3 separate regions of the Homo sapiens genome follow, and regions 1 and 3 are each linked to region 2. Evidence: chromatin loops called from intact Hi-C (ENCODE). Cell type or tissue: dorsolateral prefrontal cortex. All regions are shown on one strand. Each heading gives the region's core, and the rest is flanking DNA. Links, peaks and the distances in the headings are about the cores only.

Region 1 (8,116 bases), core at 2,641-6,640, 72 kb after region 2:
ATCGTTTCTGTGGGTTGAGAGTCCAGGCATGGCTCAGCTGGGTCCTCAGCTTTGGATCTCACAGGCTGCAGCCCAGGTGTTGTCTGGGCAGTGTTCTCATCTGGAGGCCCAACTGGTGAAGAATCTGCTTCAAGCTGATTCAGTTGTTGGCAGAATTTATTTCCTTTTTGTGGTATGGCTGAGAGCCCTGGATTTTTGCTGGCTGGTGCCTGGAGGCTGCCCTCTGTTCCTAGAGCCCCACTTCCCCCAGGTTATTGTCACATAGGTCTTCCAACCTGACTGCCTGTTTCTTCAAAGCCACCCAAGAAGATAGTTCTAGTCAGTCAGCTAGTGAGATGGTCTTATAAACCTAATGTGGTCATGGAGTGACATTCCAGTGCCTTTGCATTATTTAATTAGTTACAAGGAAGTCTCAGTTCCTACCCACACTCAAGGGAAACAGATTTACAAAGCTGTAATCATCAGGAGCCAGGGATCGTAGCAGATCATCCTAAAGTTTATATACACATACATATGGCATGTACTGTCACCAAATGAGTGGCTAAGTAAAACATGCCGTAGGCTGGGTCCACTTATTTTGTGCTAGGTTTAGATACTTGGGGCCAAGGCAGAGTTTTGGACTTGCTTATCTTGTTGCTGTGGAAGATGTGAAGAAGGAAGTGTGTGTGTGTGTGTGTGTGTGTATGTGTGTGTGTGTGTGTGTGTGTGTGTGTGTGTGTATTGAGGGATGGGCTATAGGAGAGGCATGGAATGGATTATCTCTCAGAGACTCTAGAAGGAACCCACCCTACCAACACCTTGATTTCAGACTTCTGGCCTCCAGAACTGTGAGAGCGTAAGTTTCTCTTGTTTTGAGTCACCAGTTTGTGGTAATTTGTTACAACAGTTCTGGGAAACTAATACAGCTAGCATAGAACAGGAAAGATCCAACAGGCAGCTCTGGGGTAAACTTACTCTGTTATATTGGCTGTGGAAGGTGTTGAGGTTTGAGATTGGCTAAGCGTCTATGAAGCTGGAGTCTGGGAAGAAAATATTGCATTGTAGAAGCTATCATTTGGTTGGGGAAACAACATAACGACTGTCTCATTGAGGCATAGGCAAACAGGTTGAGGATCAGATCAGCTTCACAGGCTGGATGGAGCTTCCTGCATACATGAACCTACTGCTGTTTTCACACTCAGAGCTGCCTTGGATGGGGTGGAGCAGACATTTCTACAATTGTAGCTGCGATGATTGTTCTTATCTGTAGTTCTCTCTTGCTTTGATGGGCTCCATTGCCTACAAATCACCTCTCCCAGTTGCTGATACCTAGCCATCTCTCAAAAGGTAACACATGAGATCAAGGCAGCTGTTATAGTAGAAGCACTGAAATAACTAAAACCATTCTTTTTCTTGTAAAAATGTGAAATTTCTGATTTGTCCAAAGCTAGACACATAAGTTTCTTAGTATTTGACTTTCTTAGACGAGAGATTAAACTGAGCAATGAGACGGGAGAGTGGCAATAGCTTCTAGAAATCAGCACGTGTTGCCTGGGGAAAGTTCTCACTGGCATGCAGATCCCCCTTCAGGTGTCCTGTTCTCATAGCTGAGTTTCATGATTTCCAGTACTTCTCTCTGGTGGATGTGCTTTTCCAGCACCAGTTGTCTGTTTATCCATCAGGATGGCTCCTGTTCTGACTCAGAGGCCCAAAATATCTGGGTTTCCAGCCCCCTGGACAGGAGCATGTAAGACTGGAGTCCCCACCTGCTCCATGGTCATCTTGGCAGGCCAGGCTCCTGCCCTCTGTGGATCCCTTGGACTCTCTTTTCCATGCCCTGTAACCTGTTGCAAGGAGCTCTCAGCAGAGTCTGACGTTACCAGCCTCCAGGTGCTTAGTGGGAGATGCAAGCATCTCTGTCTTTGGTTAATTTATCACAGGGAAAGTGGTTTGGTGGGAGAGCCCCAATTAAAAGTATCCTTGCAGTTTTCCTTAATCACACCCTGAAAATGTTCCCGTGCCCCAGGCTGGGCTTATCTCAGAAAGGGTGTTGAACCTCTTTTGCATGACTCCGCTCGACAGAATGTGATGTCTGAGGTGTGTCCCAAACAGTATTGCCCACAGAGTGTTCTGAGGACCCCGTGCTTCAGAAGGGCAACTTGTTTAAAAACACAGCACTATGGGTCCTGCCCCCCAGACCTATAGCAGCACAGTCTCTAGAGGTTTGGTCCCAATCTCTGTGCCATGACAAGTGGCACAGGTGATTCTGATATGCTTGAAAGTTTGAGAGCCTCTGGTCCACAGGGTTCTGATGCCTTCACCCCCTTCCCTGCCCTTGGAATTTTTTGGTGATGTCTCTTACTGGGCATCTTCAGCCCTTGAAGTCTCATATTCGTGGGACATCCAGAGACGGATGACACCTTAGATAAAGACCCTTCATTCGACCAATATTGATTAAGCTCCTCCCATTTGCCAGGCATGGTTCTCAGCACTATGGATAATGCAGGAAACAGAAACTGCGGAATCTTTGCTCTCCTTGGGCTTATATCTAGTGGGAGAGACAGATAATAAACAAGGGAAGCAAAGTGTATATTGGGTACGGTTTAGTGCTAAGGAGAAAAATAAAGCAGGAGACCAGGGATAGAAGTTGTTGAGGATAAGAGGGATTTGCCATTTTAGATTGGGTGGTCTAGGAAAACTTCACTGAGAGGTGACATTTGTCCAGATCTGAAGGAGATTAGGGAATGAGTCATGGTGGTGTCTGTGGGAGAGGCTTCCAGGCAGGGGGAATGGCAGGTGGAAAGGTTTAGAGACGAGAAGGAATGTGCTGTTTTAGGAACCACGAGGAGCCAGTGTTCTGTTCCCCACCAACATACAATATTAGCATATTTTCACACACATAAATATACATTTTTATGAGCATTGCAATTCAAAGCTAGAAGGGTGTGATGGAGAAATTTTCTTTAAGTATTTTTGGCTAATTAAAATTAATTGACTAAAATTGGGAACCAAAATTTTGTAGAAAATAGTGAGAAAAAACTTGATTGGGATTTTTTTTTCTTCCTTGAGAAATGAAATAAAGATTATAATAAAAGTTTATTTTATCTTGTAGTAAACAAAATTAGGGGTTGGCAATTCCCGATCTGTGCACTTTGAACAAAGAATGCATGTTGATAATTTGTCATTTTTCTTCCAGTTTTCTATAACTATACAATATTGCAGTTCTCATTTCATGTTTGACATTGCTAGTAGGATCACAAAAAGGATCCGTTTAGCGGAAATATTTGAGGGCTTCTCCAGTTTCCCCAAGAGCTTCACGATACTCGGCTATTGAAACTGCTGTCTTCTGAAGCACCCATTGTCCTCACTGATTTTCTCCTCTTCACTTGTTTACTTACTATCTATCTATCTATCTGTCTATATCTATTTGAGATGGAATCTTGCTCTGTCACCCAGGCTGGAGTGCAGTGGCGTGATCTTGGCTCACTGCAACCTCCACCACCCGGGTTCAAGCAATTCTCCTGCCTCAGCCTCTGGAGTAGGTGGGATTACAGGCAACCACCACCACGCCTGGCTAATTTTTGTATTTTTAGTAGAGACAGGGGCCAGGCTGGTCCTGAACTCCTCACCTCAGGTGACCTGCCCACTTTGGGCTTTCAAAGTGTTGGGATTACCGGCATGAATCACCATGCCTGGCTGGTAAATATATCTTGAAGGGTGATTGTAGACCCTGGCTTCATTCTCTTTGTTGATAGTTTTGCATGCATTTGTCCATCCTCTACTATTACAAGATATGCAATTTCACTTTGCAATGGATTTGCATTGCTTTTGCATTGTATTTATAGTTGGCAGTCAGCAGAATCTGACCAATCAAGATGGCAGAGATGTTGAAGTGGTGGGCAGGGGTAGATGCTGCTGTCATCTAAGGGCCATGTGTGGGCAGGGACTGACATCTGGAAGAGTCCATTTATCAACAAGTGGTTTCTTGTTCTGCCAATTTATCCTTCCGTATGTAATCCCATAATTTCAAGGATTCATACAGCAAATGTTTATGTAATGAAGAACCTATGGAAAATACATATAATTTTTTTTTTCTGTATGTCAGAAATTGGTTATTATGTAAGTGAGATAAAAATGGTTCCTGCTCATTGGCCCCTGTGTTGTTTGTTTCTTCACAGCAGGCTGGGACCTGTTAGCTCAAAAGCCTGCTGGCACCAAATTCATATTTTTACACATCCAATTGTTTTAAACATAGCCCAAATAAACAGATTTTTAGCCATTTGGAGCCTGCCTGTTTTGCATACCCTGCAAAACTGAGTCCAATGTCTGTTAGTTGTAAATAAGATAAACCTTTTAGCTATAAAAGAACTCAAGCTGCAACTGCCCTTTAGAGCTCTCTGACCCAGAGACTCCCCACTGAGCTGCTGAGTGACATTATCTAGACATGTGAGCCCCTGTCTTGAATCTACCTCTACTTTCAGAGTTCTTTCCCTCCTCCCCTCTGGCTGGTGGCCCCTCAGGCCACATCCTTTGGACTGTCTCATGCTGTGAGGGGCTTCTTTCATGCAAACCTGTCAAAGCGTTGCCCAAATAAAACTCGTTGTATGCTACTGCCACCTTGTGGTCATATATTTTTCTATGCTCAGAGCCCAAATTCCGCAAACTCATTACAGTGGTGAGACCATTATCTTTTCCATGTAGTTTTAGATATTGTAATTTTTAAATAACAAGTGCTAAGAATATCACCAAGCCTAAAGATATTTCTCTAAAACAAACTTAATGAATATTCAAGACATAGATGTTCCTGGGCTTAAATTGTTCTAACAAAGATAATCTAAAATTAGGAAGGATTTGGACTAAGGACTGGGATTTAGAAACAATTGTATAACTTGTGTTTAAGAGAGAGGAAAATGTCAATAGTTTGGTTTTAGGTTTGTGTTTTTGATACCCAGCATTCATTTGTTCTGTTGTAACTTGAATTTCCTTTCAGGAGCCACTCCTTGCTAACCTCTCCCACGTGATTAGGAGGGGGTTAACTTCACCCTTAGTGACCAGCTTAGTTGACCAGCTAAGCCCATGAGCATTGTCCCTCTACCCTAGATGCCATAATGATTGGCTCAAGATTGAGCACTCAGTTTAATTTGGCCAATGAAAACCTGGCTCTGGGATCTTTGATCTAAGGGAAAGAATTTTGCTTTTTTGTTGTGGATGAGGATGTGAGATCTGGAGCTGCTGCAGCAACACTGTGACCATGAGAAGAATTGGTGAACAAAGCCCACATGCATGAGAGCTGAACAGGGTCCAGTGCCTAATGGAACTGGAGGTAACATTTGAACGTCTATAGTGAGTTGCATCTGAATTTGGCCCTATCTCTGGACGTTTTCATGGACATGCACCAGAACTGGATTTTTAAAAATCAATTGCAACTGCTATGACATGTCCAGAATTTGTCAGGTGTACAGCAATGTCCTTTGGGCCCAAAGGATTGAGGGCTGGATGTTCTCTAGAGCACCCCTTATGAAATAAATGGATCTACTCTGGCAAACGGAGACATTTGCCTTTGCCTAGGGATGTTAGAGGAATTTTCTGCTAAGGAAGAGGAATAGGATCAGGAAATCATATCTGGAGAAGAAGTGTTTAGAATCCTGGCTGGAGACTTAGGGTAGTTCCAAAGGACATCTCACAAGGTAGGAGGCTTAGATGCTTGTGTGTCTGATCTCTGGAGACCGTATGGTAGTTCATTGTTAGGAAATTAATAATAGCTAATGCTGATCCACGTCTTTGTTCCAGGTGTTCTTCTAAGCACTTAATATACACCAATTCACTTAATCTTCATAATAGCAACACTGTAGGTAGATAGTGTTATTATCCACATTTTACAGATAAGGAAACTGAGTCACAGAAGTTCAATGGTTATCCAAGGCCTCACAGCTAGTCCTTCTTGCAGCTGGAATTAAATTCTGGGAGTCTTGCTCCTAATCCTTCTCTCTCCATCACCTTCCTGACATTCATTCCTGGGTGTATCCAGCTCTGCTAGGGAGGGAGGAATGCCCAGTGTTTCACTCCAAAGCAAAGATGTCAGAATTTATTTATTTTTATTTTGTCAGTTTATTTTGTTTATATGTAAGCCACTGTTTCCCTAGACAGACTGTCTCACTCCCTTCTTTGATTCACAGATACAGCGTAACATAATAATAATAAACACACCTGTAGCACTCCGTCTGTGCCAGCACTTTATATTGTATTAGCTCACTTAACCCTTGCAGCAGCCTCACGAGATGGCCACTGTGTTAGCTTCCTGGGGCTGCCACAGCAAATGGCCACAAACGCGATAGTGTAAAACAACAGAAATTTATTCTCTCACAGTTCCAGGAGGCCAGAGCCCAAAATCAAGATGTCCGTAGGGTTGAGAAACCTTCTCATGCTTTTCCCCTACCTTCTGGTTGTTGCTGGCAGTCCTTCATATTCCTTGGCCCATAGAAGCATAACTCCAGCTCTCTCTCTCTCTGACTTCACATCGCTGCCTTCTCAGGTTCCCTGTCTGTCTCTTATAAAGACACCACTCATTGGATTTACAGCCCACCCTAAATCCAGGATGGTCTCATCTTGAGATACCTAAGTAATTACATCAATGAAGACCCTGTGGCTCAATAAGGTCACATTGTGAGGTTCTGGGTAGATATGAATCCCTGGGGGACACTATTCAACCCCTTATAGACACTTATTTTTTCATCATTTGAGAGAGGAGGAGTCTGTACTGCACCAAGAGTCAATGGCAAAGCCAGGACCTGAACCTGGCAGGCTGGTGTGAATACCTGTGCTGTGCCAGTCAGGTATAGTGGCCAGATGGGCAGGCTCAGAAATGAGGACCCCTACACTCCATCCTGCCTCCACCTTGTGATTTTGTGCCTGTTCCTTAATTGTTTGGTGCCACAGATTTCGCATTTGTAAGTCTAGGATAATGAGACCTACTCATAGTGCTGTAAAGAGGATTAAATATGTTGATACAGGTAAAGCACGAGAAAATTTATGCAAAGCCCTTGGGAAAGTGTCTGGCTCAGGGGAGTGGCCTCAGTAAAGCTCAGCTATTATAATCCACAAATATTCCTGAGTGGCGCTAGGATGCACATGGCTGCTGGCATCTTGCAGCCATCAGAGTTTGGACAGGACAGTTTATTATCATCAAGGCATTTGGTAGTATTGTCTTCAGATGGTTGTGAATTCAGGTTGTAGCTTTCCTTGCTTTTTTTTGGAATATTTATTAGTTCAGTTTCCTGAACTAATGAAGAACTAAGTTCTTCCACTGTGGGCTGTTTGGTTAACTCAAACGTTAGTAGATATGCTTAACTAGATCTTTTTGCTAGTGAATTTCCAGTAGACTGTGAGTACCTTTTACTGTCCAAACAGGAATCTTCTTTATCTCCTCTGGCTAAAGCAGAATGCAAAACTTCCCTTCCCTGGTCATACCCACACAATTTGCCTGTCTAGTGATGCTCATCAAGTTTCCTCATGTGGAAAATGGAAGCAGAAGCGATACTACCCCTGCGGGGTTGCACGAGGCATCTGTGTATTAGCAGTGCAAGGCGGAGGACAGTGCCTGGCTTCTAGAAGGGGCTTGAGACATTTCAGCATTTGTGAACAAGTTCTTTTTCTACTGTGAAATGGGTACCGGGGAAAGGTGAGCCACAGTCTCAGTCTGTGGCCAAAACCATCTGAGACTCACTGGTCTGGACTGAGCCATGCTCCTCTTTGCATTTCCAAGTGCTTCATGTGTAGTACCTGAAACTCAAGAAATCCTCTTTAAACGTCGGAGGACTGGGTGGATGATATGGGGTATAAAAATATTTCACAGTCTTGATGGCGTGAGTTCTAATTGCACGCTTCCTTCTCCAACCCCCGCCCATGGCAGACAGTGAAAGACTTGACCCACCCACTGGAAAGCTGGGAAGGTCTCAAGACCACCCTCACTTCTGATGCCATCTGCAAGTCTGGAGGGTCCCCAAGACCACCCTCAGGTTCAGTAATTTTCTAGAAGGACTCAAAGAACTCAGAAACGCTGTTGTACTTATAAATATTGTTTATTCTAGTGAAAGGATACAAACTGAGTTCAGCCAAGGGAAGAGGTGCATAGAGTAGG
Region 2 (8,116 bases), core at 1,678-5,677:
GTCCACCCTTGTGCCCAAGACTAAGCTCAAAATGCCTCTTTGTCTTTTCTTCCCTCTCTCAGCACCCTCTCCCCTCCCATCATAGCTAATTGATGTCCAAGTCCTACCAGAATCTCTTCATTTCCTCTCCATCCTGGTGGCCCTTTCTGCAGTAGAGGCTGCGGTGAGTTTGAGGATTTCAGGCCTGATCAGGAAGAGTGAGCTTTTTTACTTGGGCAGTATGTTGACAGGTTGCATGCGGGGGACGTCTCCCATAGCAGGAGACCTTCCAGAGACTGTGGCCATCACCTGGGCCACCAGCCAACCAGGAAGGAAGAAGGAACTCCTGGGGAAAAGGAGAGCTAGAGAGGGGGCTTAAGTGTCCAGGTCACACAGCAGGACCATTGGGTGCCTCTGGGCCAGGGGGCTCCAAGGGACAGCAGCTGCCTGGGGTCTTCTATAGTCCAAGGTTTTAAAAAAAAAATCTGTGGCTGGCAGATGCTGGGTGCAGTTTCTCAGGATATATAAAGCAGGCGGGCTCTACATAGCTAAGAGTCTGCTTCTTTGGGCTACATTTAAAACAATGGGTTGTGTAAAATTTTGATTTTGGCACCGGGGGTCTTGGAGAATGGATGGCCCTAGCCAACTCTGAAGAAGTAAACCTGGGGCCAGTCTACAAGGACCGTCTTTGGCCCGTTTGTAAAACAAAGTCACCCTGCCCTTGGGGCTGGGCCATCGCATTCATTTCCCTGTCTTGGCCTTTCCTGCTTTTAGTCCATTCTCCGTAATAGCAGAGTGATGTCTTAACCGTGTTATATCAAGTGGTGCCATGAACCTGGGACCTCAGTCACTCAGGTGGCTTCCCATTACCCTGGGATAAAGTCCAAACACAATGCAGTGGCCTCCGCCAGCCCTGAAGGATGTGCCCTTTCCTCCCTTTCCAGCCCAGCACGGTGCCCTCACTCCTGCCCAGCCACCACACCCTTGCAGCTGCAGCAGGGTTCTGTGTTCTGCCCATGCTGTTTCCTCTGCTGGGAGCCTTCTTCCCCAAATGGGACCTGGCTATTCCACGTGTCCTTCGGCTACTGTGTTAGTCTCCTGGGGCATCCATCATACGTTTATTCTCTTTTGAAGGGCAGATGTCCAAAATCAAGGTGTTGGCAGAGCCACACTTGCTCTGAAGGCTCTAGGGGAGGGAGGATCCTTCCTGCCTCTTCAGCTTCTGGTGGCTCCAGGCATTCCTTGGCTTGTGGCCCCATCACTCCAGTCTCTCACTTCATTTTCACATGACCTTCCCTGTCTCTGTTCTCTCTTCTGCTTCTAAGGTCACCAGTCATTGGATTTAAAGTCTGCCTTTGTCCAATATGACCTGCTTACATCATCAAAGACCCTATTTCCAAGTAAGGTTCCAGGTGGATGTGTTTTGGGGGCACCATTCAATGAACTACAGGTCCTGTTTTCTCTGGCTCCCTCAAGACCGCACTGGGGCCTCTCCTCGGTACATGTGCCCTCATGACTCTCGCTTTTCTTTACTGGAATGGCTTGTTCATTCTTCAGCTCCAAACTAGACTAAACTCTGTGAGGACAGGGCTGCTTTGCTCTATCCTCCCTGCAACTTCAGTGCCGGGCACAGGACTGGCTCTTAATGGATACTGAATGAACCCTGTTATGGACTGAATGTTCGCATTCTCCCCCACCCCCAAATGTATTTGCTGAAGCCCTAATCTCCAATGTGATGGTATCAGGAGGTGGAGCCCTCGAGGGGTAATTAGATTTAGGTGAGGTTGCGAGGGTGGGGCCCTCATGAGTGCTTTTATAAGTAGAGAAAGAAGTACCAGCGCTTCCTCCCTCATGCGAGGATATGGCAAGAATGCATGTCCATAAGGAAGAAGGCATGCACCAGACATCAAATCTGCTGGCGCCTTGATCTTGGTCTTCCAGCCTCTAGACCTGTGAGAAATGAATATCTGTTGTTGAAGCCTCCCAGCCTATGATGGATTTGTTACAGCTGGCCAAGCTGACTTAGACAAATGAGTGTGCCTGATCCATCCCATTGAATGTGACAGAACCCCAGGAGGCAGATGGTATTCTTGTCTTGCTAAGTAGGGCTGAGTCACTCACCAGGCAGCCCAGCCAGGCAAGAGGCAGGCTGACTTTCTAGCCCAAGCCTCCTTCTCTAGAACCCAAGCTCCCTCCACCCTTGGGTCTGGGGTCCTATGAGGCACTGACTTGAGGAGGATGATAAGGTCTGAGTGGCTTTTGGCTGGAACGAGATGGGACAATGGGTTGGTTACTTTCCTGGGACGATTCCCTAACGGATGTCTCAGAGCTGTCGTGGCTTTGTCCCCAAACCACTCATTGTCACTGACACAGGCTGTATTCATCTCTCTTGAGACTGGCCTTTTAAAGTGTTCCCCCAGCCCCGGCCCCTTGACACTCAGGTGGCCAATGAAAGGAAACAACAGGAACAGCTTTCAGGCCAGGGACTAGAGAGATTTTCCCCATGGAGTGAATACCCCTGAACACAAAGGGAAGAAAAAGCCCTTTCATAAAACTACCCGATCTTCACTGGAAGGAATGCGACAGATACAGGCAAAAATCAGTTCTCCACTTTGTGATTTCTCAGGGTGACGGAAGTGGACAAAGGGAAGGGGAGAGAGGGTTTCAATGCAGTAGCCCTGCTGGCAGCCTGTGGCCATTGTTCCGTGGCCGACGCTGTGGTCCGACGATCTGTGTCACGCTGGACTGATGGAAAACCCAGGTGTTGCTCTGGGTCACGGGATGCGTGTGGTGTGGGTGCGTCCCCGCTTCCAAATAGAATTTCATATTCTTCCGGAGCACAGAGAACCCACGGGGTGCTGGCTGCCACTTGTGGTCTCCTCTGTCCAGGCTGATGGTTTGGGGACAGTGACTCCCTTTCTCCCCTAAGCCTATCCTGGTTTGGGTTTGTGTGACTTGCAAACAAAGAATCTGGTCCCATAGAGTAGTCGTGCTTTGTTTAAGGGGTTTCTTTTTTTTTTTTTTTTTTGCAGCCATGAAGATGATTTTATTTATCTATAGTTATGGTTGACATTTTTCATGCATAAAAACTTCTATTGCTCAAGAAAAAAGTTAAGTACTTCCTATGGAAACAATAGACAAATGACAACAAGAAATTTACAAAGAAAGAAAAAAAATGGCCAGTAAACATTTAAAAAACTTAATCACTAATTGTCAAATTTAAATTTTTTAATCTATAAACTATCATTTTTTACTGTGAAATGGCAAAGATTTTTTAAAAAGTATATCCAATGCTGCCAAGAGGGCAGAGGCCTTTCTGTAAAACAGCAATATGTATCAAAAGCTTTAAAATGTGCAAATGTTTCTACCTAGTGTATTGCTTTGAAAAAAAATTCACAGGCAAATTAAAATTTCTTGGCTGGGCACAGTGGCTCATGCCTGCAATTCCAACACTTTGCCTAACCAAGCTGCACTTGGGGAGGCAGAGGTGGAAGGACTGCCTGAGGCCAGGAGTTTGGGACCAGCCTGGGCAACACAGTGGGACCTCATCTCCACAAAAAATAAAAATAAAAATTAGCACATCCTGTGTTCCTAGCTACTCAGGAGGCTGAGGCAGGAGGTGTTTAAGGGGTTTCTGTTGGAAAGCAGCAGTGGGCCTTGGTGAAAGTCCCCAGATTGCCCTAAACCGCCCAAATCGGGGTTTCGTCTCTGGAAGAGGGGAGGGATGCACCACCGGCTCCTCGTGCAGCGCTGGCGGCGGCGGCCACTGGGTGGCGGTGTTGCCCGCGAGGCCCGGGGTCTGCGGAGGAGGGAGCCGGACTGGGAGCGGGGCGGGGACAGCGCCGGGGAGGGCCTGGTCCGGGTGGGCTCAGTCCGGGCTCCCGGGTCGGTCCCCTCCTCCGCGTTGCTGCCCCAGGAGTCCGCTTCGTCCTCCGCTGACTCTGAGCGACACAGGACAAGCTCTGAATTGCATTCCAGGAAAAGGGGACTGAGGCTTTGTATTTTTCCTCCGCACCAAGATTCCCAAGGCTGCTGTTAAGGGTTTTTACCCAGGGTGGGGTCCACGGCGAAGCCCTGGGGTCTGTGTGAAGGGGAGGTGCTGTTTCTTTCCCGAGTTCTCCGTGGCTTTTAGTCCACGGGTTTCGAGGTCGCGCTATGGTTAAAAGCAGCACATGAGCCCTTTACTCCGGGTGAAATCTGGAACCAGCTCACATGTGGCTCACCAGGAAGAAGCTGAGTCTCTTCCCCAAGCTGAGGAAGAGGAGCAGGAGCTGTACAGATGCCAGGACCCGGCAGAGCAGGGGTTAAGCCCACACTCTGGGGCCCACTCTTGGCTGCACCCCTTACTGGCTGTGTGACCTTAGGCAAGTTTTTTGACCTCTCTGTGCCTTCGTTTTTGAATCTATAAAATGGCTATATTATTACAAGTTATTTATTTGATACATTTGGAGATGCGGTGTTGCTCTGTCGCCCAGGCTGGAGTGTAGTGGTGTAATCTCAGCTCACTGCAGCCTTGACCTCCCGGGCTCTAACGATCCTCCCACCTTAGCCTCCCAAGTAGCTGGGACTACAGACACTTGCTGTCTTGCCTGGTTATTTTTTATTTACATTTTTTTTGTAGAGCTGAGGTCTCACTTGTTGCCCAGGCTTCTCTTTAACTCCTGACCTCAAGCCATCCCAAAGTGCTGGGATTACAGACGTGAGCCACTGAGCCCTGCCCAAATTTATTTAGGTAATAATTATATAATAGTATTAATATACCATATGAAAATAATACTCTAGCTCATAGGATTGTGTAAAGAATAAATGTCTAAAGAGCTAATACATGTTAATACATTTAAAACTTGTTAATCCATGTATCAGAACATGTTACTTAGTATGTTTATACATGTTAATGTAGTTAGAACAGTGACTGGTACTCAGTAGATATCTGACAAATTCCTAGCAATGACTATTATTATTATTATTTTATGTATTGGATGCTACTGATAAGCTTGTGATAACTGCCAGCCAATTATTCATCTCTTCTTCCTCTGAGATCTGGCAACTCTTGTAGCAGGCAAGTGAACAATACATATTTTACTTTCTTTTATTCTTCATCAATTTTTTTTTCCCACAGACTTCTGTCATCTTCTCTCAATTAAGCGCAGCTCCCCAGAAGCAGGCTGTGCCCTCCACCCACTGCATTTCTTCATAGCTCTGCACTTTCTGCGTCACGGGGACCCTTATGTCATCTGAGAAATTAATTCAGAGAGTTGGCTTTTTTTTTTTTTTTTTTTTTTTTTTTTTTTTTTTAAGACAGTAGAGTGCTTTGGTAGGTGAAAAGGGGTTTCCAAGCACTTGGAGATTCAACAGGATTGTAAAAGGGATGTTGAAGGCGTCTGAGGTCATGCTGTTTAAACACGCTAAAAACTCGTCTTACAGATTCACTAAAGTGGCTTCTCTTTGCAACAGCCACTAAGACTGGACAATATTAGTTTTTCCTTTCTTTAGTTACTTTGTGTGTTGGAAAATAATGAACTGCCTTAAAAAACAAAAAACCAAAAACAAGAAAGAGAACAAAAGATATTCTCTGAGCGATTTCGGATTGCCCAGACTAGCCAGGATGAATGATGTTTTGTTTTTTATAATGTGCGTTAGTTTCCTGTGGGTGTTGTAATAAGTTACCACTAACTCGGTGGCTTAAAACAACAGACACTGATTTCTCACACATTCTGGAGGCGAAATCAAGGTGTTGCCCTGTTGTTTCCTCTGAAGACTGCGGGAGGCGCTGTCCCAGGCCGGTTTTCCAGCTTTTGGTGTTGCCAGTGATCTTTGGCGTTCCTTGGCTTGTAGACACATCCCCCCAACTCTTCCCGTCTTCATGTGGCCTTCTCCTATGTCTTTGTGTGTCTCAAGTCTCCCTGTCCTTTCTCTTATAAGGACGTCTGTCATTGGTTTTAGGGTGGGTGTCATTGGACTTATGTCATCCAATGAGCTCATCTTGAAAACCTTAACTTAATTGCATTGGCAAAGGCTCTATTTCCAAGTAAGGTGACATTTACAGGTAACCATGGGTTAGAACCTGGAAATATCTTTTTGGGGGGACATTACTCAACCCACTACATACGGCAAATAGAATTAATTACATTCATGAAGAATAAATGTCTAAGTCTGAAGCTGTTTCAACCTGCAATTCTGTCTCCCTCTCCCAACTCTGCCCTCCTCAGTGTTGGGCTCATTTTTAGAAAGTGGACTGGAGGGCAGGCAGGGGATATATGTGAGTGTGAGAGCTGGAATGGGGCGACAGGGAATGGTGGGGACTGTGGTGAGCTTTAGGATGCAGGTGCTAGCTAAAGAGAGCAGCAGTGACCCTGCTGATCTAGCTGATTACTGCTGGGTAAGAATGCATGCACAGCCTAGTCAAAGCTTATTGTATCTTTAAAGAAAAGCCAGAAATCTGGATTTTTGTGTGATTAATTCAATTTTTAGAAAATCACTGAGTAGGTAAAATAAAAATATGTCTGTGACCCAGATACTGTCCCTGGAGCCTGCTTTTTTAACCTCTGGCCTAAGTGTTGGGAGAAAGTTGGGGATTGTGGCATGGTTATATTTCTGCTGGGTTAACTCACATGTCCTCAGGGCTGGCTACATAATTTGCAGTGCTCAGGGAAAAATGAAAATTCAGCCCCTTCTTCCAAAATCAGGGAAAAAATGCCATGAAAAGTATGAAAATATAAAGCCCTTTTCCTTCCTTCTGGGGCCCCTCTTTCAACTTCTCATGGTGTTTTTACTTGCTATTTAAGGCCATTCTGAAAAAGAAAAATTAAAATCTTAAATCATTAGTATGAATTTTACCATTTATCTTTTTATTATGTGATATCAGTTTTAAATGCAAATATAAGAGCAATTAACACATATGCAGAATCGTCCGTTACTCAATCCATATTTCATAGCTCGTGCAAGCATGGGTATATCATTGCTACCAGGACAGTGGAAACGCTGCCCAGAACTACCTCAGCACTTTCTCATCTCACCTCTTGATACTCCTTCTACCAGACCTCTCCCTTCGCCTCCTGGTGGGCGAGGAAGGGGAGAGGAGCTAGGGGTTTTCTGATCTTCGCTGTTCCTTCTGTGCCTTCCTTTTCAGCGGTTAAGTGGCTGGAAGGAATACAGGAAGTAACAGGAGTAATAAAGGACCTGACAGGGTTCCTTGGTTTGTTGTGTTTTGTAGAATGTCTTTGCCTTTTTTCTGCCTTTGAAGCAAGTTCTGGTTTGAATGGGCAGCCTGGTTCCTCGGAGCTGTCAGTGCCCCTGTTTAGTTGTCATGGATGCAGCACGCTTACCTATACTCGCTTTGAGTCTTGCTGAGCTCCATGCACAATGGATTCACTGGGACCATGATGCTTATGGGGCACTGTGAATGCTATATGCAAATAGTGCAGCAAGGAGCAAACAGCAGACAAGCATATTGCACACTTCTCCTCTGCTTCTGTGCCATGCACGACCGTCTCATTAGACTTCACTTACAAAGCAAAAGTTCAAAGACACAACTCTTAAGAATTTCAGAGGTGAAGAGCATGGCAGCATAGCGTTAAGCAGAGCACAGTTCCTTCTGAGCGTGCGGCCCTGGAATGCACAGTTTGCGTGACATAAAGCCGGCCCTCAGTCTACTTCTGTTTTGTCCCTGCCCGCTGAGATCACTTCTGAAGACTTGGGATGCTTGAGTAAACAGATTAGCCGTTCAGCGAATGTTGGTTTATTTTAGGCCCTGGGTTCAGAATCTTCAACTTGTGTTTTGAACACAGTATGTCAAATTGCAAAGGTAACACGTTTCTGCAGGGTAATTGCTCAAATGTCTGGTTTCTGACCCCAGGCATGGTCCTGACTTTTCTTTTTCAACACCTACAGTATTGAGAGTAGTGCTGGCAGGAAGAAATCAGTACTGACTTGGTGTAAATTGTTTTATTTGAAAAATAGAGATTTTTTGTTGTTTCCTACCTAGAATTCCCTTGTTCTTTTTGTTGAAATGACCCCATGATGATTCTTTGGGGAACCACCCCCACCTCTCCTATTCCAGCTAAAGCTGATTCTACCTCCAGGCTCCTGGGGAGGGGCACATGACCCTGGCTGAGCCAATAAGAACAGGCATCCCCCT
Region 3 (8,116 bases), core at 2,641-6,640, 200 kb after region 2:
TAGGGGAGGGGACTGATGAATGCAAGAAACATAAACAGTTGACCTTTGAACAATGCAGGCATTAGGGGCACTGACCCCTCTACAGTCAAAAATCTCAGTATAACTTTTGACTGACTGAAAACTTAACTACTAATAGACTACTGTTGACTAGAAGCCTTACTGACAACATAGTTAATCAACACATGTTTTGCATGTTATATGTGCTATATATCAGCAGTCTCCAACCATTTTTGGCACCAGGGATTGGTTTCATGGAAAACAATTTTTCCATGGACCAGGATGAGGGGATGGTTTCAGGATGATTCAGGTGTGTTACATTAATTGTGTACTTTATTTCTGTTATTATTGCTCCTTTCTTCCCCCCTCTTTCTTTCTTCCTCCCCCTCCTCCTTTCTCCTTCCTTCTTCTCCTTTCTTCCCCCTCCTTCTTCCTCCCTCCTCCTTCTTCCTTTTTCCTCCTTGTTTCTTCTTCCTTCTCCTCCTTCCTCTTCCTTCTTCTTTTGAGATAAAGCCTCACTCTGTTGCCCATTTTGGAGTGCAGTGGCACAATCACAGCTCACTGCAGCCTCAGTCTCCCAGGCTCAAGTGATCCTCCTGCCTTAGCCTCCCAAGTAGCTGGGACCACAGGCATGCCACCATGCCTGGTTAAGTTTTTACTTTTTACTTTTTAATTTTTTGTAGAGATGAGGTCTCACCATGTTGCTCAGGCTGGTCTCAAACTCCTGGGCTCAAGCAATCCTTCCACTTTAGCCTCCAAAATTGTTAGGATTGCAGGCATGAGCCACTGTGCCCGGCCTGAAACTTATTAAGTACCCAGGAGGCCTTTTATTTTCTTTGAATGATTCTGCCTGGTGGCCCCAAAGGCCAACAGGGACTTGACTCTTGCAAAGCTCTCCTTCCTGTCAAGAGAGCCTTTCTCTGCCTTCCCACCTCTGTGTGTCCTGTGCTCACTCACTTTGCTGGTCGCTGGGATTCAGACGGGGGTAGCCTCTGTCTGTGGAGTCTCCAGTGCTGAGTAGGGGTGCTTTACCCCAAGGAAGGGCCAGCAGGTGCCACATGGGCCCTTGGGGTCTGTCCCAGCTTTGGGAAGCCATAAGTAGGAGGGCATTTTAGAAAGGTTTGAAGGCTTCTGGAGCAGTCTATGTCTTGTCTTTCGTCTTTTGTTTTGTGTAAAACTTTAAAATCTAAACAGTGCTTGAATACATCTTCCTAAAACATCACAGATAAGTGCCCGTTGGCTGCTCACTAATTCCTGCTGCCTCACCCAAATGAATGATTGTGTATCATTTTATTTCTTTTAGCCAGAACGTTATCTTTCTATGTATCTACATTCTCATATATATATGGGGCCGCAGGAGTTCAAGGCTGCAGTGAGCTGTGATTGTGCCACCACACTCCAGCCTGGGCCGCAGAGCGAGACCCTGTCTGTAACAAAACCAAACAAATGTATGTGGGGCTGCAGAAAATCCTTGGTACGGCTTTATGTGTGGTTGCATTTTAAAACAAATGGCATTATGTTGAGTGTAATATTCTTTACAGTCAACAACATGCTTTGGAGCCCTTTTGTGCTAATATGAATAGAGCTTAATTATTATCTAAAAACTGTTATATTCTGCAGTAGGTTATTCCATAGTTTTTTTTTTTTTAAACCATTTCCCTATTGACGAATATTTAGGTTGCTTCCATTTCTTTTCTTTTCTCCTCTCTCTCTCTCTTTCTCTCTGTCTCTCCTCCACTCCCCGACCCCCAACTAGGATGCATCCTGTAAAGCTCCATCTGGTTTGGGGGTGGGAAGTGGGTTTTACATCATGTGCCAAATGGTCGTCTGCTGCAGCGCTATGTTAGGCAGGAAAAATGATGCCAATCAGTAAACAATGTCTGTTTTGGGTGCTATATTAGTTTTCTAGGGCTGCAGTAACAAATTACCCCAAACTAGGTGGCTTAAAACAATAGGAATTTATTTTCTCACAGCTCTGGAGGCCAGAAGTCTGAAATCAAGGTGTTAGCAGGGAGGTGCTCCCTCTGACGCCTCCAGGGAAGGAGTCTTCCCTGCCTCTTCCAGCTTCCGCTGGCTCCAGGCGTTCCTTAGCCTGTGGCCACCTTGCCCTCATCTCTCCCTTTGTCATCACATAAGCTGTGTGTGTGTGTCTGTGTCTCTGTGTCCTCCCCTTATAAGGACACCAGTCCTTGCATTGAGGGCTCACCCTAATCCAGTATGACCTCATTTAAACTAATGATGTGCAAAAATTCTATTTCCAAATGAGGTCACATCCTGAGGTTGTCAGTGAACATGAATTTTAGGGGGACACTAGCTCACTATAGGTATAAGAGGCAGGCGGGGGGCTACATGAGTGCCATTAACCACTTAGATCCGGGGCAGCCCAGTCACTGCACCTTCGCGTGTGCAGTGAGAACTGGAGTTCCAGATGATGACTCTGCCAGGCTGCTAAATCTCCAGCCATTCACTCAGCTACACAATACTCACACTCAGTCGTGTTGACTGGACTCTGCTAATCAGGACAGGACAGAACTTTTACTGTCTTTGAATGTTATTTTATTTTTTCTTTTTCTTTTCTTTTTGTTTTGTTTTTGTTTTTGTTTTTGAGACAGAGTCTTGCTCTGCCACTCAGGCTGGAGTGCAGCAGTATGTTCATAGCTCACTGCAGCCTTAACCTCCAAGGCTCAAGTGATCTTCCCACTTCAGGTTCCTGAGGAGCTGGGGCTACTGGCATATGCCACAACACCCGGCTGATTTTTATTTATTTTTTTGTAGAGACAAAGTCTCACTATGTTGCCCAGGCTGTTCTCTAACTCCTGGGCTCGAGTGATTCTCACACTTTGGCCTTCCAAAGTGCTGGGATTACAGGAGCGAGCCACTGTGCCTGGCCTGAGAATTATTTTTGTGTCACCCTGATGTCATAGCCTACCTGGAAGGTCTGTGTTTCTCCCCCTTCCCACAAAACTACAAGTTTGTCAGTATAATTACCGTTGAGGAAGACACAAAACATTTGGCAGTTGGTATCTAGAATAGACTGAAGGTTTCTGTCTCTTAGGTTCTCTAATATAACAGAATGAGCAAGGTGTTCTGCAAACAGCCATAACCTCAGTTATATACGCACCATTTCACCTGATTGATCCTACCCTCTCACAGCTGAAAGGACTAATTTTAAATTGTCAAGGAGAATGCCTGTCCACTGGGTGCACTTTACAAATGGCCACAAGTAACCGTCTTTGTCGGCTGAGCTGAAAGCCATGTGCTTTGTAAATGCCGCCGTAGCACTTGGTGCAGAGTGGGCACCCTACTTGTGGCTCTCCTGGCGCTGCAAGCCAACTACCCACACTGTTATTCCAGCACATAGTGCCAGGGAGGCCATTTAGTAAACCCCTTGCCACAGTGGCCCCATAACTGGATTTAGCTGTTATGCCGTTTCCTAACTTACATTAAAAACATAACAATATTACAGGGACTGCTCTTGGAGAGTGAACTGGAGTCAGCTCAGTGGAAAGGAAGGGAAAAGCCCATTAAGATGTTTGGTTCAGTTGACCTGCCTCTATTTGGGAAAACCTTTGCTGATGTATAATTTCTGAAGGCGAAAGGGAAAAATAGACCCAGCTAAGCAAGTTCGGGAAAGAAATGGGTGGTTGTCAGTCAGAGCAACAAAGTAGTGGAATTCCAGGGGCTTCAGCGGCAGGGATGAGACATGACAAATTTTTAAAGACTCTGTCAATATCATTAATATCTATGACCTGTCTCACAAGGATGGCTGTCATGCAGCACATCCGTCAGAAAATACTGCCCTGGAATTGTCCTGCTTGTTGGGTGAGCCCCAAATCCCCAAATTGAGAGTGATTATGCAAGGGATTTTATGGTCCTATTTTACAACCCCTTAAAGGTAGTAAAATAATCAGGAAGCTGTATTTTTTTTTTTTTCGAGACAGAGTCTCACTCTGTTGCCCAGGCTGGAGTGCAGTGGTGCGATCTTGGCTCACCACAACCTCCGCCTCCTGAATTCAAGCAATTCTTCTGCCCCAGCCTCTTGAGTAGCTGGGATTATAGGTGTGCGCCACCATGCCCAGCTAATTTTTGTATTTTTAGTAGAGACGGGGTTTCACCATGTTGGCCAGGCTGGTCTTGAACTCCTGACCTCAGGTGATCTGCCCCCCTCGGCCTCCCAAAGTGCTGGGATTACAGGCGTGAACCACCACACCCGGCCTTAGGAACCTGTGTTCTGAGACAATAATTTTCTTTTAAAAAAACAAGTCACTGTTGACAGCGAACTAGATTATGTATCACAGTTTGGGGGTTGTGAATATGCAGGCTGTCTCTGAGCACTTTGATGTTGGGTTGCCCGCTGCAAGCCTGATATTTATGTTTGGTAAACCAGAGTTCTTGCTAGCGAGTCACTTTGCCAGCCTCTGTACTGATCAGGAAAGGGCCCCTTCTCCACAGCTGGGGAGATGTGAGATGCATGTGCTTAAGAAAATCAAGCTGCTGTCGTTCAATTCCAGCCTGGCTTAAAGCTGTGTGACCTTCAACACAGTCCCCCTTACCTATCCTGTAAAAAGTGTAATATAATTCCTACCAGAAGCCAGAATAACCTTGTTATCATGAGGATGAAGTGAAGCAGTATTTGCACACTGCTTGTCACATAATACATGTATGATAAATGTTAAGAGTTTGTTTCTTATTTTTGTTTGAAGGTGAAATACTTAAGATAGTGATGAAATTCAACATATTTAATAGCAGGGTGGTGTGGCCACTGGCCAATCGGAATAGATGCACCTTGTAAATAATTATTACAGCCTCTCCCCTTCCCAGGGCCCTCCAGCTGCACATCAGCCCCGCCTGAGACAAACAGCGAGGGAATGTTCCTAAACGCTTGTTTTCCCTTTGCATAGCTGATTGCAGAGCCCAGCAAGTCTTTCTCTAAATGGCTTTACTTTGACAAGGGGTCGCGATGGCATTTTGATTGGCATCCGCCTCTCCTCCGGGGAAGGACCTCGTGGGCGATGGTCCTGGCGCACCCGCTAGATGGCGCCGCAGACCGGCTTGTACAGGCCGCGCGCCCTCCCCTCCCCGGCGGAGGCTCCTGGAGCCCCTGCCCGGCCTGACTGGCTGCGTCCTCAGGCCCTGCGATTTCCAGGGATTCCCGATTTCCCTGAGTGTGAGCAAATAAAGGCTCCTTCCTGCAGCCCGAGCCAGCGCTCAGCGCAGCCCGTGACCCCTGGCACCTGACAACCTGCTTCAGCCAAAATCTTAATAGGCTTTATTATTTTTATTTAAGATGATGCATGCTCATTATAACATTTTTAAACAATATATGGAAAAATCAGAATCTCAGCACCCCCGATAGAGCCAGCAGTAATACTGGAAAATTATTGTTCCATGTATGGAGTCAAAGTCCACGTATGGGCAGAGAGATGACTGTGGCTGGACACGCAAGTGGCCGGCGAACTTCATACTTCACGAAAATGGGAGCATATTCTGTGTGCTGGGTTTTTTCTTTATTAAGGGCTAGGTCCTTCCTTTTACTTACATTTAAGAGAAGACAAATAATCTAATATGAAGTTTCTGAACTTCAAAAAACCATTAATCACTACAAGGAATACTGGTTTTTTAAAAATCACCTTGCTGGCTGGGCACAGTGGCTCACGCCTGTAATCCTAACACTTTGGGAGGCTGAGGCAGGAGGACTGCTTGAGCGCAGGAATTTGAGACCAGCCTGGGAAACATAGTGAGACTCCTATCTCTACAAACATTTAAAAATTGGCCATACATGGTGACACATGCCTGTAATCCCAGCTACTCGAGAGGCTGAGGTGGGAGGATTGCTTGCACCCAGGAGGTCGAGGCTGCAGTGAGCCATTATCATGCCATTGCACTCCAGCTTGGGTGACAAAGCAAGAACCTGTCTCAGATTTTCCACCCCACAACCAAAACCAAACCAAACCCAGACAACAATAGCAACAACAAAACAGTAAACAAAAATCATCTTACTATGATTAAAGGGAAAAGGTTTATGGTAAAAACAAGTCAGTGATTAGAGTCATTATTTTTATTATTACTATTACTACCATCACTACTACCATTACAGTTACATCCACTTTATTTTTATTATTACTATTACTACCATCACTACTACCATTATAGTTACATCCGCTCTTTCAGATGCCACAATTTAATTTTAGTTTAGAACCTGAAGCTATCCAATATGGTAGCCATTAGCTTCATGTGGCTATTAAAATTAATATTAAATAAAATTAAAAATTCAGTTTCTCAATTGCACATGCCACATTTCAAGTGCTCAGTGTCCACATGGAGCTAGTGGTTACCACATCTGGCAGCACAGATATAGAATCTTCTAGCAGTGAGGAAAGATCTGTTGGACAGCGCTGCTATTGATTAATTCTCTTCCCTGACAGATGAATAAACAGCACCATGAGACTTCTGCCTAGGTATTTATTAATTGTTTATAACCTATATATCTAATAGATGTATTTACACCAAGTTTTATCACATTTATATTTGCTCGTAGAATCCAATGCTTCTACTTAATATTAATTTGTTGTTCATATTCTATAACAGGCATCCCTACTCACTTCATCAGTTACCGCCATTGTTCCAGAAAAGACTGATCTCTTTTGTCACTGATGGCCCCTTTGTGTTGAGAATTTTTGACTTTTTCATTCTGTTAGTCTCACTTTAATGAGATCCTGAGCGGGGGAAAAGATGAATCAAGTTTCCAGCCCACTGTGTTTAACTGGGAGTCCCACAGGGCTTGGTAACCTGTGAAATGCTGCTGAGATTTAAAGGGTTGTTTGCCAGTCATTCCTCCCATACCTTGACCAAGGGCCTGTGTGCCAGCACCTGATGAAGGAGGCTCAGTTCTTGCCATCGGGGATTTCAGGAAAGCTTTTTTGCCAGGAACACAATTCTCCTACTTTTTTGTGAAATTTTTTTAATGAAGGAGGAAAGATTCTCTGCCACGATTAAAGACCAAGCTGAACTCCTGGGATGAAGGTATTGTGTCTTTCTATAATTAGACTCAGCTGAAGAAGCTGCTGGATTCTTTTCTGAGACAGACAAGGCAAGAGAGTATTTAGAAAAGACCAAGAGAGGGGTTGGGGCAGACTTGCCCACCTTTGCATTTTCTCCAGAACCACCTTTGATTCTGGAAAATGTCCACTTTGCACAGGTGATGGTTGTAAGGTCCCACACTCTTTGCAGGAGAGGGGAGCTTGCAGATAGAGTAAATTTCTACCTGTCCAGGCAGCAAGAAACCAAAGGCGGCTGAACACAGTCTACTTTCCTTGGGGGACTATGCCTCTACTCTGTGATTTTACAACCACATCAGACTTCTGTGACTGTGTCTTGTGGGCTGTTAAGAATTCCCCCATGAAAAGCAGCCACAACAAGCCAGGATTGCTTCTGCAGGGAGGTGGGTTGCATCTGGGCATGGTGGAGCTGCCCCTGTTTTCCACATGCCATGTATCAGCTGGCCCCAACCTTGCTGTTCCTCTGACCTTTAAGAATGAAGGACAGGGTGTCAGGTCTTTGCTCTGCAAGGTGTGGCTGAATCCGCACATAGTTTCCTTGCAAGGTGGTGACAGACTGCTGCACAGAGTTGGTTGCATGTCAGAGTTAAACAGAGGCTGCTGTCCTTAAGAGGCGCCATCTCCCAGGGACGATGCCATCCATCTGAATTTCCCAAATGTAAAGCATCAGGAAGCTTCAGTAGGAAGCAGCACTGGCTGGCAGATTCTGTTGGCTCCAGGGGTGATCATTCGGTTTTTTGTACCATAAACCTCCTGGGGGGCCACAGAGTCTGCTGGCAGATAGCTAGGACTCAAATCCAGCACTTCCATGAACTCACTCGCCAACACTGCACCATCCACTCAATTCAGGTGCATCTCATCTGTAATATGGAGTCAATGATGGTGCCCACCTCACACACTGGTTGTGAGGATTAAACAAGTTAATATAAGTAAGTGCTTAAAACATTGCCTGGCACATGGTAGATATTCAGTGGATGTTGTTTATTCATCATTATCTAAAGACACCTTCTTTACCAGATGGATCATTTGAAAATAACCAAATCACGCTGTGGGCAAAACCT

Evidence for each region. Peaks named below come from ENCODE experiments on the same cell type or tissue, not always from the same donor. Only the 100,000 strongest peaks of a DNase experiment are listed, where the experiment ranks them.
Region 1: it touches region 2 in a loop (3-fold over the local background); 48 of 110 quality-filtered maps call a loop at or near these places.
Region 3: it touches region 2 in a loop (8-fold over the local background); 6 of 110 quality-filtered maps call a loop at or near these places.

Annotation. Positions count from the first base shown.
Region 1 is chr12:125,398,800-125,406,915 of GRCh38, forward strand. All of the region lies in intron 2 of TMEM132B (transmembrane protein 132B), which reads left to right. Among named protein-coding and RNA genes, the nearest start is that of TMEM132B, 220 kb to the left of the region's middle. In dorsolateral prefrontal cortex, for the core only: CTCF peaks have their summits at 4,592 (motif pointing left) and 4,795; no DNase peak of the experiment used is centred there; H3K27ac peaks cover 451 bases.
Region 2 is chr12:125,327,345-125,335,460 of GRCh38, forward strand. The region is part of intron 1 of TMEM132B (transmembrane protein 132B); the gene reads left to right. Among named protein-coding and RNA genes, the nearest start is that of TMEM132B, 150 kb to the left of the region's middle. RefSeq lists enhancers at 1,778-2,504, 2,505-3,230 and a silencer at 3,761-3,820. In dorsolateral prefrontal cortex, for the core only: CTCF peaks have their summits at 3,742 (motif pointing right) and 3,945; DNase peaks (open chromatin) are centred at 2,080 and 3,757; H3K4me3 peaks cover 1,604 bases; H3K27ac peaks cover 1,200 bases.
Region 3 is chr12:125,528,602-125,536,717 of GRCh38, forward strand. The region is part of intron 4 of TMEM132B (transmembrane protein 132B); the gene reads left to right. Among named protein-coding and RNA genes, the nearest start is that of TMEM132B, 350 kb to the left of the region's middle. In dorsolateral prefrontal cortex, for the core only: CTCF peaks have their summits at 5,018 (motif pointing right) and 5,226; a DNase peak (open chromatin) is centred at 5,040; H3K4me3 peaks cover 842 bases; H3K27ac peaks cover 322 bases.